Regions from separate parts of the Homo sapiens genome. Here region 2 is linked to region 1. Evidence: chromatin loops called from intact Hi-C (ENCODE). Cell type or tissue: natural killer cell. All regions are shown on one strand. Each heading gives the region's core, and the rest is flanking DNA. Links, peaks and the distances in the headings are about the cores only.

Region 1 (8,492 bases), core at 417-8,416:
CATCTTAGGCCACTTTTTTTACTCTGAATCTTAGTTTTCTCATCTGTAAAATAGGAAGAGAAATGCGTATTACTTAGATTGTTATATATATCTTAAATAAGTTAATGTATATAAGTATTAAAGCTTAATAAAAACACATAAAAGTTAGTTTCTGTACTCTGTGGTTTTCTTAATTATTGTGACTAAAAAACAAAATAGCTCACAAGAAGTGTAACACTTATTTGGATATACGTTTCTGAAATGATGTCTCCAATATATCATATGTCAAGAAGTTTGTAAATATATATTTATTTTTAATGTGAAAGCAAGACATCACTTTGACACCACGTATGGCACTTCTAAGCTTATTTATTTGTTTCTACCGTCCCTATTCCCTCAAATTTTAATAAAAGTATACCTGAAAAGCCCACTATAACTTTATTCCAGGCTATGGTAAAAAAGATAAAATCTTTGATAATAGGAAATTATTTTAAGTGTTAAAAAATCTTCATTGTCTAGCTTAAAATGACTTTTTAAAGCATCACCTGCACCCTTTCTCTCCTTGCATTTCATATTCTAGTCATGCCAAACCATCTGTTGTTCCCTGAAAATGCCATGCTGTTCCGCACTTCCATGTCTTCATGTGCGTTTCCTTTATCTCAAATGGCCTTTTCCTTGTTCGTTTGCCAAGTTCTTACCTGTTTTAGTCTACCAGTGGTACAATCCTTAGAGGCAGGATCCACGCCAAATTTATTTTTGCCTCCCTGGCACAGTATGAGTACCATGCAAAATGTTTGTTATGTGAATTTATGAAGCAGATGATCAAGCAGGGGCAATACCATCTTCATAAAAATGTGAATTTCACAATAATGTAAGAAATTTATCTGTACAGCCGTCTACTGGCACTTTAAGAAAGACTGAAACACAGACTTAAAAAATCTATGGAATGATGGTATTACTGTTCAGATATGATTATCATTTCATAGAGGACCAAATTTAAAGGACAGAACTTATTTGGATATACATTTTTGAGATTATATCTCTGATATATTGTGTGTCAAGAACTTTGTAAATCTAGATTTATTATTTTTAATAAAGCTAGACAGATCTGATGCTAGCCAAGCATTTTAGCCATCAGTAATGTTCATTACTTGGCACAGAGTTGGTATTTCCTAATAAATTTTAAAATAACACTATGCGATATTCAGTAGAAAATAATATATTCAAAATCTACTTTAAAGCATTTACATCAGAATATCACAAACCCATGTAAAAATTACCCATGGTTACACTGACTACTGAAAATTAGCATTTCCCCTATGTTTTTGTCTCCACTCTAGTTCCCTTACATTAGATGTTATTACTCCACACTTTAAAACCTCTAGTGCTGGTGAGACTTACAAGTAAGGATTCAAGGTATTAATCCTCTCCTAAAGCTAGAAAAACAACCACAGCAACTCACAGAATGATCCACTGAAATCAGGAATAAAAATAATTGTGCATCGTATGCTTGTCAATAGGAAATCTTTAGTACATGAATTTAAAAAGAGAGCAAATCGGAAAATGATAAAAATGCCAAATTATTCAACACCTAAACTATTCTTTAATGTTTAACTCATGTCCCAACTCCTTTCTAAGGTTCTCCCTATTGACTACCTAACATAGGGTCGAGCGATCATTTTTTTCTGAATGACTACAGACCATACCTTCTGATCTGAAGTTCCATGTATGGAGGTTTTCACTCTCTCAAAGGACTAGAAACTCCTCCTCAAGGCCAAGAGATTATTCTATAAAGATTATTTTGTAACCCCACAGTGCTAAAAGCATTGTAGATAAATAATAAATATTTGATGACTCTTATTTGTCAACAAATGCTAAATGGGGAATCGCAGGCACAATGCAGATTGTTTTATGCTACCGTTATTTGTAGTTAAGGGAAACCCCCAAGGCAAGACTTTATACAAGAAGGAACAGAGAGGAGAGTGTTGAGGGGGGGATCAAGGCCGAAGGATAGCATCAGGGACTAATTCTTCATTTGACAAATAGATTGTCTCCTGTTCCCCAGGCAGTCTGCTGCTGAGCATAGATGAGCTACAGTAACCAGATTGGCTCATTAAAATATAGTCCCTTTAGTTCAACATGACTCATCTTTATGATGAAGCTGTGATTCTGGGAACTGAATGCGCTAGTTTTGCTACTGTCATGACACCCAAAAGAATAGCATGAAACTTAATTTTTAATGACTTCATATTCAGTTTACTGCCATTGTATATAGTTCAACCTCTGTATGGACTTAACATCTAATAAAATTTGGTAATACAAAAAACTGTCATAGTAGTCCCTTTGAGCAATGGCTTACCCTAACTGCTTGGTATTGAAAGCTTGTTAATCTATTTCAAGGAAGTGTTCTAGATAATTAAACAGTCTTCTTCCATCCCTTAATATTTCCCACCTCATTGCCCTGCTTCAGCAAAACTTATTGCCATGCTAGCACAAATATTGTCTGTTCACTTCTCTAGTTGCAGAACCTGAATAGGGGCCTGATACACAAAATGTTGATCAAGAAATAAAAGTCATTTGCCAAACCAGTTCTTTGGAAATCTCAAAGTCTGAACCAAGAACTTGAACTTCTGCTTTGTGTGAGACAAGGGCTAATGAGAAGAAGTAATAGGGCCAGTGATAATTACTGGGTTACCATTTCCTTTGGCAACGAAATGAATAGACTCTATTGCTGCCAGAGGTTTAGTATTCAGAAGATGTTTTCTATTGTGATATTACTGCCTGGAAAAAGGGCATCTTGTTTGACTGCCTTCTAAAATTTTGAGAGACTTAGGCCTCTTAGGTGGAGCAAATATGTGTGTTTGGGGAGGGGAGGCCAAGTTGGGTGAAATTGAGAGAGTACTCAATAGATTTCAAAAAGAATTTGGTATCAAAGTCAATGTGAAGGCTGAAATATAAGTTGCTGGGTGAGTCCTATTAATACTGTGTATCAACATTTGGTTTGGCAGAAATTCTATGTACCCTGTTAAACACATTTTTGCAATATCTGTACTGTAATATCCACTTTAGTGATAGATGTTTAAGATACCATATTTTACAAGAATTGTCGAAGAATCCATTAAGCTCTATTAGAAAATTTGGCTTCTGGCACAACTCTGGACTAAGAAACTGCCTGGGAGAAAAAAAGATATTAAAAATATTCATTAAGAAAAGAACAAGCCCTACAAACAATTTACCTACAGAATCATAACACAAAAGCAGCAGCAGCAACAAAAACAACAAGGCAACTGGAAGGTGAGCCAAAGATTTGAATATTAAAACCCATGGGGAGAGACTGATCTAAGTCTCTGTGGAGCCTGAGCTTTTGCAATTTAGGGGACCTTCTTTAGAAAAAAATACATTTAACATTACAAAGGCACCATGATGTATATAGATGTATCTTACATTTCCAAAACAGGAAATATAAGATAAATGGAAAAGGATGTGCAGAAAGAACAGAGAAAAAGGCATTTGCAGCAGCAATGATGGCATGGTAATTATGCATTATAGTAAACTGGATGCAATAGGCAGCAGTAATGCTGACAGAGAAGAAAGTTTATGTAGAGGAAAGAGAGGAGAAAAAGAGACCTTGTGTGAAGTAAAGAGATCTTTAAATCCGAGAGTCTAGAGTCATCACTCTGCCACGCTAAAGGCTTATCAATCTTAGGACAGCCATTTTATTGCTAGAGAATTGCTAGACAGTTGTGGAGCTCACCCTAAGGAAGTGGGGACACTTTACCGTCTCCCAGTCTCATCTTCCCATGTCATCTCCTATTCCTCTCCCCTTGCCCCCTCCCGTTTGCATACCAGCGTCCAAGCAGATTCAACCTATGAAACAGCATATTAATTTATTTTTATTTTTTTGAGACAGGGTCTTGCTCTGTCACCCAGGCTGGAGTACAGTGGCGTGATCTTGGCTCAGTGCAACCTCCGCCTTCCGTGTTCAAGCGATTCTCCCTAGTAGCTGGGATTACAGGCACCCACCACCATGCAGAGCTAATTTTTGTGTTTTCATTAGCAGGGTTTCACCATGTTGGCCAGGCTGGTCTTGAACTCCTGACTTCAAGTGGTCTGCCCTCCTCGGCCTCCCAAAGTGTTGGGATTACAGGCATGAGCCACCTCACCGGCCTGAAACAGCATAGTAGTTTGCAAGAAAATTGTATGACATAAGTGAATCCATAAGCCATGTCCATCTAAAGGCAGGCATAATGCACTTCCAAATTTAAAGACTTTCAATTTTGGGATGTATAGTGTAAGCAATTAGTCAACTTGCTTGAGTCAGGAACGATGTGAAAGTTAAACATGTGGACCAGTCTGGAGACAACTGTGTCCTTTTCTTCTGTTAAAGAAAACAGGCTTTGGAGCCATCCTTTCCCCAGTACACAAAATAATGTGTTGCCTAGATCATGAGTTTGTTGTGGGCAGTGATAAGCCCTGTTCATCTTTTATTTTTTAATCTCTGGTCTCTCACTCTGTGCCTGGCATTAAAATGGTGTTCGATAAAGCATAAGGAACAAGCAAAGAGAGGAAGTGTGATTCTTTTTTCATTTCCTGTGAACACATTAAATGCTGGGGGTGTGGAAAATTACATTTGGCATGATGAGATGCTTGATGTTCACCATATTAAAGGTTCTAAAATTACAGAGAGCGTTTTGAAGGGTGCTGACAACTCAAAGGACAAACATAACAACCTTGAAGAAGAAAAAGGAATAGAAGGATGCCTCAGGCTGCTTCCTTACTGATGTTGGTGAAAGTTAGCTAATCATGATCTTGATGCCTTTGGGACTACACTTGATGCCAATGTAATGAAGAAGGCAAATGACCCCAAAGTAAACTTACTTAGGAGACACTTACCAGAAAAACAAGTTGAACTCTATGTCCATTGCTACTCACATCACCATCAGCCATGTTTACATGAAATTACAGCCATGAAACAAATATGAGAAACCCCTTAAAATCAGGGGTGAGTGTGCTGTGTCTGTTATTTATGGATTAAAAAATTTGATAATACCTATCAGGAAAAAAGTCTTTTAATATGTTTTAAATTCTCCACATTAAGCTATCTGAAAACATCAACCACAGCATGCAGTTTCATTAACCAAAAGCCACTTAAACTCGTACCATAGTGAAGATTTACAACTTTAGCAAAGTTTAACTTTTCAACAGGGGGAAATAACTTCTATTCCAACTCATAATCTTTGTTGGCTTTAGAGTTAAAATAGCTCCACCCTTAACTACACAAACCTACAAAATTTACTTTTCGCCAACCCACAAAATAGGTATGATATGAGCGCCCCCTACTGGTACAGCACTACTCCCACTTCATGAATACAGTGAAGGATAGCTCCTGTGAGTCTTAGGGGGAAAAAAAATTGCAATTTACTATTAAAGAAGAGGAAAAGCTAAATGAGCTTTTAAAAACCAAACAATAATCCAAGACAAAACAGAAAATAACTCTTCTCACTTTAAAAGAATCTCTGTGAAAGAAAAATGCACGACATGTTTACAAATATTTGACAGCATCTTTTAAATCCTTGCCCAAGATTAGACAGGCAGAGTGAATTAAATGGCTGTCACTCTCAGGATGAACTGGAGTCCTTATTGATATTCAGACATCACAACAAGCAGAGCTTAATTGTAGTGATGCTTATATATTGATAATAAGATTTTCCCCAAATACCACATATGAAAATCTGCAGGCTTTAGAGAAATAAGCTAAGGAGCACCACGGAGGCTGAACAAAGTCTATGGGTGGGCCTTGGGCTTTCTGCATCTGGAAGTGACTTTCTATATTGCTCTGTGAACTGGGAAACTGAAGGTGGAAGCCATAGGCTTTATATTTCCAGTTACTCAAATTAGTTGTCTCCAGAGTAGAAAATCCAATGTGAGAAAATTGATGGCAAATATAGGTAAAGCGCTATTGTGTGGACATTTACATTGACAAAGAAGGAGAAATGCTCCAAAGGTGTTGCTAGTGATAAGCTGTTACAGAAAAAATATAATGAAAGAAATGAAACTCCCACTCTTTGAGTCAGCAGAAGGGAGCTGTTTCATGATATTTGCTATATTTGTAAGGCTGCAATTTGATTATATCTGATTCTGTTGTCACAATCTGTTACATATCCTACATAGAATATAAATATGTGAAGCCATTTAAAGGCCAAATTATGGAGCTGTCTATTTTTATATTTTATTTTTTACTGCCATACCAGTGATGGTACTTAAATTGTATAAATTTTAAAAGGTAAGTGAAAAACAAAATCATCAATATACTCAGGCTTTATTGAAAAGCCACTAGTTAACAACCCCAAAAGTACATCAATCTGTTTCTCTCTTGAAAGTCTGAGAAAATTACTTTAGATGAATATAGTAGGCTCAATGCATGGGCTTTGGTTTTTAAAATAATGCTTTTTATGACACATTTTCATGTCTTAAAAGTAAACCTACACATTCATTTATGTTAAATGGGCATGGAGAACTTGGCGAGTGCTAAATGACGTGATGGGGTTATTTCTTTTTCTTCCCTTTTCCATATCCTTCTTTGCGTTGGCATGTAACATTTTTGTTCACACCAATAACAATATAGAAAGGAATGGGAAATAATGAGGATAGACATGGCCCCCAGGACATCTGTCACCTTCTCACCACCTTTGTTGCCACCATATTATTCAGGTCAGGATCCTCTTTGCCTGCTCCACTATAATAATCTTTTTATTGCTTTCTTTGCACCTACTCTTGCCTCATCTACAATTCATTCTCCACACAGATGCCAGAGCAATCTTTTGAAAATATAAACCGGATTATATTACTGTCTTCCAAAGGCTTTCCATGATGCAATGAATAAATTCCAAATTCCTTACCACTTCCCTACTCTCCTCTTCTACCACTTTCCTGCTCATTCACTATGCTCGGGCTGCACTTACCTTCCTTCTATTTCTGGATTTCACTAAGGCATCCCTTAGGGCATTGGCCTGTGCTCTTCCCTTTGCTCCGAATGCCCTGCCTCTGATCTTTGTGTACCTTGTTCTTTCTACTACTTAAGGCTTCAGTGAAAATCTCACTCTTACCACAAAACCTAGTAACTTTGCATAACATCACTGTTTTACTTTCTTAAAAGTAATTACAGGCCAGGCGCGGTGGCTCATGCCTGTAATCCCAGCACTTTGGGAGGCTGAGGCAGGTGGATCACGAGGTCAGGAGATCAAGACCATCCTGGCCAACATAGTGAAACCCCGTCTCTACTAAAAATACAAAAATTAGCTGGGCGTGGTGGTATGTGCCTGCAATCCCAGCTACTCAGGAGGCTGAGGCAGGAGAATCGCTTGAACATGGGAGGTGGAGGTTGCAGTGAGCCAAGATCATGCCACCGCACTCCAGCCTGGTGACATAGCGAGACTTCGTCTCAAAAAAAAAAAAAAAAAGTAACCACACTCTGAAATGTTTTTGCTTATTTATTTGCATGGTTCATGTCTGTTTTTTCTCTTCTGAATTAAGCTTCCTGTGAATTGGGACTTTATCTGTATCTCTAGCATCTAAAATATGGTTGGCACAGAGTATAATAATATTATGCTATGTTATCAATGCTCAGAGTACAAATATAGCAATATATAAAAGTTATTAATACATACTAGCAGAATGAATACTCTGAATAAAAACTGTGTGTGTGTGTGTGTGTGTGTGTGTGTGTACCTGTGCACACATACTTGCATGTGCAGGAGACTAGCAAGCCAAAGACACATCACACAAAACAAATAGCACAGATGTTTCTATGACTAGTGCCGTATTTCTCCTTAATAGAAACACCTTACTTTTAACCAAAATAACATATTTAACATATTTTAATATGAAAGTTTATAATTTTCTGTTATAAATCCTTGACTTTAAAAAATAACAGACTACACATAAAGACAGTGGAGAAAAGGGAAACTTTGGAGGTCCAGGAGCCTGGGTGTAAATCCTGGCTTTGCCACTAACACTACCTGATGTTGCATAAATAACTTAATATCTGTGTCTCTTATTTTCTTCACCCAGAAATGGAGGTGATATGTCTTTCTTGAAGAGTTACAGCAAGTACTTAACATATGGCTATAAAATGCCTGACACATAGTACGTACTCATTATAAGTATATTAAAACAAGATAGTTTAGTCTCTAGAGTGTTATACTGGGCTTATCAATTATGGGAGAAGATAAGCTGTATGAACTTTTGTGAGTCATACAAATACACACACACATAAAATTTGTAAAACAACAGTGATGTGTCTTTGTCAGTGTTTCTATAATTACCCCCTTTGAAAGCAGCATACCTAAAAGTAATATACTATTTGAAGTACTTTCCCATCCACTCCCTTTCCTCTCCAATAACCCCAGGGAACAGTAGGCAACTACTGCATTTTTCTTTTGCATAGTCTTGTCTCCGAGGTAAAAAAAAAAAAAAATTAGAGACTTTGTCAAAAAGAATGCTCCCTCAGCATT
Region 2 (8,492 bases), core at 294-8,293, 1.0 Mb before region 1:
ATGTAAGTACTTTGGAGGATGTGAATCCGAACAGTTACTTTCACCCCTCTTATCATTCAGCAGTTTGATCTTTTTAAAAGGATGAGGCAGCATAGGAACAGCTCCGGTCTATAGCTCCCAGCGTGATGGATGCAGAAGACGGGTGATTTCTGCATTTCCAACTGAGGTACAGGTTCATCTCATTGGGACTGGTTGGACAGTGGGTGCAGCCCACAGAGGACAAGCCGAAGCAGGGTGGGGCGTTGCCTCACCCAGGAAGTGCAAGGGGTCAGGGGATTTCCTTTTCCTAGCCAAGGGAAGCTGTAACAAACTGTACTTGGAAAAATGGGACACTCTAGCTCAAATACTGCGCTTTGCCCATGGTCTTAGCAACTGGCAGACCAGGAGATTCTCTCCCATGCCTGGCTCAGCAGGTCCCACACCCACAGAGCCTTGCTCATTGCTAGCACAGCAGTCTGAGATCGACCTGCAAGGCAACAGCCTGGCAAGGGGAGGGGCGCCCACCATTGCTGAGGCTTGAGTAGGTAAACAAAGCGGCTGGGAAGCTCAAACTGAGCAAAGCCCACCACAGCTCAGCAAGGCCTCTGCCTCTATAGACTCCACCACTATGGGCAGGGCATAGCTGAACAAAAGGCAGCAGAAACTTCTGCAGACTTAAACATCCCTGTCTGACAGCTCTGAAGAGAGCAGTGGTTCTCCCAGCATGGCGTTTGAGCTCTGAGAACGGACAGACTGCCTCCTCAAGTGGGTCCCTGAACCCTGTGTAGCCTAACTGGGAGACACCTCCCAGTAGGGGCTGATAGACACCTCATACAGATGGGTGCCCCTCTGGGATGAAGCTTCCAGAGGAAGGATCAGGCAGCAAAAGTGTCTGTTCTGCAATATTTGCTGTTCTTCAGCCTCCGCTGGTGATACCCAGGCAAACAGGGTCTGGAGTGGACCTGCAGCAAACTCCAACAGACCTGCACCTGAGGGACCTGACTGTGAGAAGGAAAACTAACGAAGAGAAAGGAATAGCATCAACATCAACAAAAAGGACATCCACACCAAAACCCCATCTGTAGGTCACCAACATCAAAGACCAAAGGTAGATAAAACCACAAAGATGGGGAGAAACCAGAGCAGAAAAGCTGAGAATTCTAAAAACCTGAGTGCCTCTTCTCCTACAAAGGATCGCAGCTCCTCTCCAGCAAGGGAACAAAGCTGGATGGAGAATGACTTTGATGAGTTGACAGAAGTAGGCTTCAGAAGGTCAGTAATAAGAAAGTTCTCTGAGCTAAAGGAGGATATTTGAACCCATTGCAAAGAAGCTAAAAACCTTGCAAAAAGGTTAGGCAAAAGGCTAACTAGAATAAACAGTGTGGAGAAGACCTTAAATAACCTGAAGGAGCTGAAAACCATGGCAGGAGAACTTCATGATGCATGCACAAGCTTCAATAGCCCATTCGATAAAGTGGAAGAAAGGATATCAGTAATTGAAGATCGTATTAATGAAATAAAGCGAGAAGACAAGGTTAGAGAAAAAAGAGTAAAAAGAAACGAACAAAGCCTCCAAGAAATATGGGACTATGTGGAAAGACCAAATCTATGTTTGATTGGTGTACCTGAAAGTGACGGGGAGAATGGAACCAAGTTTGAAAATACTCTTCAGGATATTATCCAGGAGAACTTCCGCAATCTAGCAAGGAAGGCCAACATTCAAATTTAGGAAATACAGAGAACACCACAAAGATACTCCTTGACAAGAGCAACCCCAAGACACATAATTTTCAGATTCAGCAAGGTAGAAATGAAGGAAAAAATATTAAGGGCAGCCAGAGAGAAAGGTCGGGTTACCCACAAAGGGAAGCCCATCAGACTAACAGTGGATCTCTCGGCAGAAACCCTACAAGCCAGAAGAGAATGGGGGCCAATATTCAACATTCTTAAAGAAAAAATTTTCAACCCAGAATTTCATATCCAGCCAAACTAAGCTTCATAAGTGAAGGAGAAATAAAATCCTTTACAGACAAGCAAATCCTGAGAGATTTTGTCACCACCAGGCCTGCCTTACAAGAGCTCCTGAAGGAAGCACTAAACATGGAAAGGAACAACTGGTACCAACCACTGCAAAAACATGCTAAATTGTAAAGACCATCGATGCTAGGAAGAAACTGCATCAATTAACGGGCAAAATAACCAGCTAACATCATAATGACAGGATCAAATTAACACATAACAATATTAACCTTAAATGTAAATGGGCTAAATGCCACAATTAAAAGACACAGACTGGCAAATCGGATAAAGAGTCAAGACCCATCAGTGCACTGTATTCAGGAGACCCATCTCACGTGCAGAGACACACATAGGCTCAAAATAAAGGGATGGAGGAAGATCTACCAAGCAAATGGAAAGCAAAAAAAAAGCAGGGTTTGCAATCCTAGTCTCTGCTAAAACAGACTTTAAACCAACAAAGATCAAAAGAGACAAAGAAGGCCATTACACAATCGTAAAGGGATCAATTCAACAAGAAGAGCTAACTATCCTAAATATATATGCACCCAATACAGGAGCACCCAGATTCATAAAGCAAGTCCTTAGAGACCTACAAGGAGACTTAGACTCCCACACAATAATAATGGGAGACTTTAATACCCCACTGTCAATATTAGACAGATCAATGAGACAGAGGTTAACAAGGATATCCAGGACTTGAACTCAGCTCTTCACCAAGTGGACCTAACAGGCATCTACAGAACTCTCCACCCCAAATCAACAGAATATACATTCTTCTCAGCACCGCATCACACTTATTCTAAAATTGACCACATAGTTGGAAGTAAAGCACTCCTCAGCAAATGTAAAAGAACAGAAATCACAACAAACTCTCTCAGGCCACAGTGCAATCAGATTAGAACTCAAATTAAGAAACTCACTCAAAACTGCACAACTACATGGAAACTGAACAACCTGCTTCTGAATGACTACTGGGTGAATAACGAAATGAAGGCAGAAATAAAGATGTTCTTTGAAACCAATGAGAAAAAAGACACAACATACCAGAATCTCTGGGACACATTTAAAGCAGTGTGTAGAGGGAAATCTATAGCACTAAATGCCCACAAGAGAAAGCAGGAAAGATCTAAAATTGACACCCTAACATCACAATTAAAAGAACTGGAGAAGCAAGAGCAAACAAATTCAAAAGCTAGCAGAAGGCAAGAAATAACTAAGATCAGAGAAGAACTGAAGGAGATAGAGACACAAAAAACCCTTCAAAAAATCAATGAATCCAGGAGCTGGTTTTTTGAAAAGATCAACAAAATTGATAGACTGCTAGCAAGACTAACATAGAAGAAAAGAGAGAAGAATCAAGCAGATGCAATAAAAAACGATAAAGGGGATATCACCACCGATCCCACAGAAATGTGAACTACCATCAGAGAATGCTATAAACACCTCTACACAAATAAACTAGAAAATCTAGAAGAAATGGATAAATTACTGGACACATACACCTTCCCAAGACTAAACCAGGAAGAAGTTGAATCCTTGAATAGACCAATAACAGGCTCTGAAATTGAGGCAATAATTAATAGCCTACCAACTGAAAAAAGTCGAGGACCAGACGGATTTATAGACAAATTCTACTAGAGGTCCAAAGAGGAGCTGGTACCATTCCTTCTGAAACTATTCCAATCAATAGAAAAAGAAGGAATCCTGCCTAACTAATTTTATGAGGCCAGCACCATCCTGATACCAAAGCCTGGAAGAGACAAAAAAAGAGAATTTTAGACCAATATCCCTGATGAACATCGATGTGAAAATCCTCAATAAAATACTGGCAAACTGAATCCAGCAGCACATCGAAAAGCTTATCCACCACGATCAAGTCGGCTTCATCCCTGGGATGCAAGGCTGGTTCAACATAAGCAAATCAATAAACGTAATCCATCACATAAACAGAACCAATGACAAAAACCACATGACTATCTCAATAGATGCAGAAAAGGCCTTTGACAAAATTCCCCAGGCCTTCATGTGATAAACTCTCAACAAACTAGGTATTGATGGAACGTATGTCAAAATAATAAGAGCTATTTGTGACAAACCCACAACCAATATCATACTAAATGGGGAAAAACTGGAAGCAATCCCTTTGAAAACCAGTACAAGACAGGGATGCCCTCTCTCACCACTCCTATTCAACATAGTGTTGGAAGTTCTGGCCAGGGCAATCAGGCAAGAGAAAGAAATCAAGGGTATTCAATTAGCAAACGAGGAAGTCAAATTGTCCCTGTTTGCAGATGACATGATTGTATATTTAGAAAACCCCATCGTCTCAGCCCAAAATCTCCTTAAGCTGATAAGCAACTTCAGCAAAGTCTCAAGATACAAAATCAGTGTGCAAAAATCACAAGCATTCCTATACACCAATTACAGACAAACAGAGAGCCAAATCAGTGTAAAAATAATGAACTCAGTCTTAAAAATGAAGGGTTGGCATCATCTTTCTCTTGAGAATTGTTTGGCTTCACAGAGTCACATCATTGTTGATGAGCTGGAATAAATGCATGTTTTCCATTTGACTACTGCTTCCATCTTTCTGGGTGGAGTACAAATTCTCTGTTTTATGCTAGATGAGAGCAATGGTGAATAGTCTTACAACAAAGAACACAGTTTTAAAATGGAAAAGGAAAGCGCTATTTGAACGATAGTCAGTCCTTTTGCATAAATTGTTAATGTTGGTCAAATTGCAAAGGACTTCTTTTCCTTAGCCAGTTCTGGAGGCAGGAACTTTAAAAAGCACCAGAGGGCACTATTCTCACGTGAAAGCCAACTAAAAACCGAAGCTTCTTTTGAGTTTACTATAAGAGAGTGCCTTTCACATTTAAACAAGACCAGTATTAGTCTCTAGCCTTTTGGCATCTGTGATTGTGTAATCACTTGTCCTGAGATGTCACAAGGTTTATAGGATTAATAAACTAGACCCCTACCAACTTGCTCTATGGCTATCGCAAGTGTATCAGTCTTACTTTACACCAGGATGGATGTGGAAGAAGGAGAGAGGATGCAAGCAATAGTACTCATGTGAAAGGATTGTGAGGATTTATTCTTGGCTTTGTTTAACCTGAGTACCTGAATGGTGACATTGGTCAGATTCATACCTGAGTATTTACTTACAATTTAGATAAAGCCTTTGTTCCTTAGGTATTTAGGTATGTCAAACTTACACAGGGTGGTGATGACAAGAGATGGCTCAGAGGTCTCTTGCCTGTCTCCAAAATCCACCCTACCACCCCATATTATCTAGGTAAAGGTGGTTTCTTTGCTATACAACTTTAAGACAAATTCCCTGGCTGTCCCAATAAGTTGCCCCGTTTAACTCCTTTATAGAAATTCTAGAGCCATGACTGCTTGCTGGTTGGTTTTCCAGAGAATTTTCTCTAATAATCCAATTCATTTCCCATACAAAGGCATAAACTCTGTATTCACTTCCTCATTGCTTCAAGGTTTAGAAAAATCCACGAGGAAATCACAAGGGCAGTAGTCATCTATATCAAGTGCTGCTATATATATAAAAGATTAATAAAAATCAGGGACAAAAAGATCCATGGTAATGTATCAAAGAGCTATCTATTTAGGCTCCCTTTTAGATGGCATTCAGTCTGCAGATTCTCTCAGAATGGAGAAGCTTGTCATGTTTGGCCCTGTCAGAAGCAGCCAGTTAATCAGCTGTAACATGAGACTTTGACAGAACCAACTGCACAGTGGTAGCTTGTACTGTGAGTGCATTGTCCTCTCACCCACACTCTGCAATACTGCCCCATTGTAAACAAGATGTCTGGCTTAAATGGGATATCCTCTAAAAGTATTTAGGCTAAAACAGAAGCTGACATCATACGGGAAAGCTGCGTTCCCTCTGTTTGTATTTCTAACTTCCTATACTATTCCCAGAGAATTCCAGTGGATGTTGCTTAATAATGATAACAATGGATTACATACAGGTTGGCAAAGGGGGCAAAATTATTAGATCATCCAGTCAATTGGTCTTTCCAGCAAAGGGCAGAATCTCCAGATAGGGAATCTAACACTTCATTTAAGGCAACGGGCCAAGTAGTAGGAACCACACTGACTTTGTTGTCTTCTCTGCAATACTGCCAGAGCATTGAATCTATTTTAGTTGGCTGTACTTGTGCCCTACTTAATTCCTTAAACACGAGCTTCCAACACAGTGTTGCTCTTTCCTTTGGAGATAACCAGTGGAGTAAATGCTATCTGGTGGAAGGCAATTAACTCTTGTAAATGATGCCTGTGCAAAACCCAAGGTCTTGTTACCACTGAGAACACCTTGACAAGACAAGGCCAACACAGGAGAAAAGTCCTAAAGAGTCGTCCTGTGGAGAGTCTCTCACCTTTGCTGTGTACTGTATTGTATAAAACCTGGCTCAGAAAGGGCTATTGTTTCAGGCTTATTTATTCACCTGATGGAATTTATTCAATAGCACAGCTGAAACACTTCGTTTCTCACCTCTGGGTTTTGGTCTTTATAATAACCTTATTCCTGGATATATTTTCTTCTTATGTTCAAATATATGGCTAATTCAAATTCTCAAAGTGGATTTTATAATATCTGGGAGTAAGACACAAATTATCCAGAATGGGTGCTGGATACCTACTTCACTTTGGTCTTTGTTGTCAAGAAACCAGAAGTCTCAATCTAGCACTTTATTCTTACAGTGACTCATACTTTTGGACCGGTGTTAGGACCCAGTCTCTCTGACTCTCTCTCTTTGGGAATTGTGTACGGTAAAAACCATGTAGGCCTGAAGCTTTCAGTGGCCTCTTCCCTTGTCTATAAAAGACATTATTGAGTAAAACCCACATATGTCACTAGATCTAGTCATATCTTTGTACCCTTGATTAATACAATGTAAGATAGTACCAAACTATGGGCCAGATACGGTGGTTCATGCCTGTAATCCCAGCACTTTGGGAGGCAAAGGCAGGCAGATCACCTGAGGTCAGGAGTTCAAGAACAGCCTGGCCAACCATGGCCACCACGGTGAAACCCCGTCTCTACTAAAAATACATACATTAGCCAGGCACGGTAGCAGGCGCCTGTAATCCCAGCTACTTGAGAGGCTGAGGCAAGAGGATCACTTGAACCCGGGAGGCGGAGGTTGCAGTGAGCCGAGATCATGCCACTGTACTCCAGCCTGGGTGACAGAGGGAGACTCCATCTGAAAAAAAAAAAAGAAAAAAAGATAGTACCAAACTATGGACTAGAGAGAAGGACAGAGAACCCCAGAAAGAGAGCAACAGACAAACAGTAGAGTGGTTATAAAGAAGCTGTGTTCAAACTTATGAGGAGTATGACTTACTTCACAGAGTACTTGATGAATTGGTTGAAGCCTTTGCTGGGTTACATCTGTTACTCTTTAGCGTTTCTTGGGGAACTAAGGAAGTGCCAGGACACTGGGAAAAGAGCCAGCATAAAATGGTTGTGTAATAAAAGGGTAAAAGGTTTAGTTCTGAAAATTAAAGACCTCTAAGCTCAACTTTTATAGCAAGGGAAAAAAATTGTCACACTGAATAAATAATGGGAATAGAACAAGATACTGACTTCACATGAACAACATTTCCCGTCAGACTAATCTAACAATTTAATCTATTGACAAAGGATAGGTAAATTGTATCTGTGGATTAGAGCTGGGACCAGAGGTATCTGGGAGCACAGATACAGAGCTAAGCCTAAGAAACCATGGCAAGACTGGAGTCTCAAAGCAGGAACAAAGGAGGTAGAGGTCAGAGATGGGGACAGACCTGGAACCAGGGGCCTAATGCCCAGATAATAAGATGATGTAGGGGTCAGGCGCGGTGGCTCAAACCTGTAATCCCAGCACTTTGGGAGGCCAAGGCAGGTGGATCACTTGCAGCCAGGGGTTCGAGACCAGCCTGGCCAACATGGTAAAACCCCGTGTCTACCAAAAAAAATTTTTTAAAAATTAGCCTGGTGTGATGGTGCTCACCTGTAATTCCAGCTACTGGGGAGGCTGAGGCAGGAGAATCGCTTGAACCTGGGAGGTGGAGGTTGCAGTGAGCCGAGATCATGCCACTGCACTACAGCCTGGGCAACAGAGTAAGGCTCCATCTCAAAAAAAAAATATATCATCTAGGATTTTGTGCCATTTTCTGTTCCTTAAAAAATTGAATTTCCAGGCATGAGCCTGTGAAGATTGTTTAATTCCTTTGAGAACCTGAGCCCATCATTCAAAGAACTGTCACTCAGTGACAGTATCATTTCTTCATTCTTTATTCATTCATTCACTCATTCACCAAATACATATCAAATGCCTTATTTTTGTAAGGTAATTTACTAGGAGTAAATAAAATAAAAATGATGGACATTAGTTTGTTATCTCCCGAGTCATAATAGAAGAGTTGAAAAACATTTTGATCATTATCTAATCACAACTGCCTTTTCTATTAAAAAAAATTATCAAAAG

The links. A loop is a pair of places that touch in the nucleus more often than their neighbours do. Peaks named below come from ENCODE experiments on the same cell type or tissue, not always from the same donor. Only the 100,000 strongest peaks of a DNase experiment are listed, where the experiment ranks them.
Region 2: a loop joins it to region 1, with 21 times the contacts of the local background. A loop is called at or near these places in 10 of 110 quality-filtered maps.

What each region holds. Positions count from the first base shown.
Region 1 is chr2:192,157,305-192,165,796 of GRCh38, forward strand. The region is part of intron 4 of TMEFF2 (transmembrane protein with EGF like and two follistatin like domains 2); the gene reads right to left. Among named protein-coding and RNA genes, the nearest start is that of TMEFF2, 33 kb to the right of the region's middle. In natural killer cell, for the core only: a CTCF peak has its summit at 5,322 (motif pointing left); a DNase peak (open chromatin) is centred at 5,307; H3K27me3 peaks cover 227 bases.
Region 2 is chr2:191,160,500-191,168,991 of GRCh38, forward strand. No RefSeq gene overlaps it. Among named protein-coding and RNA genes, the nearest start is that of STAT4, 14 kb to the left of the region's middle. In natural killer cell, for the core only: CTCF peaks have their summits at 4,756 (motif pointing right) and 4,955; a DNase peak (open chromatin) is centred at 4,792.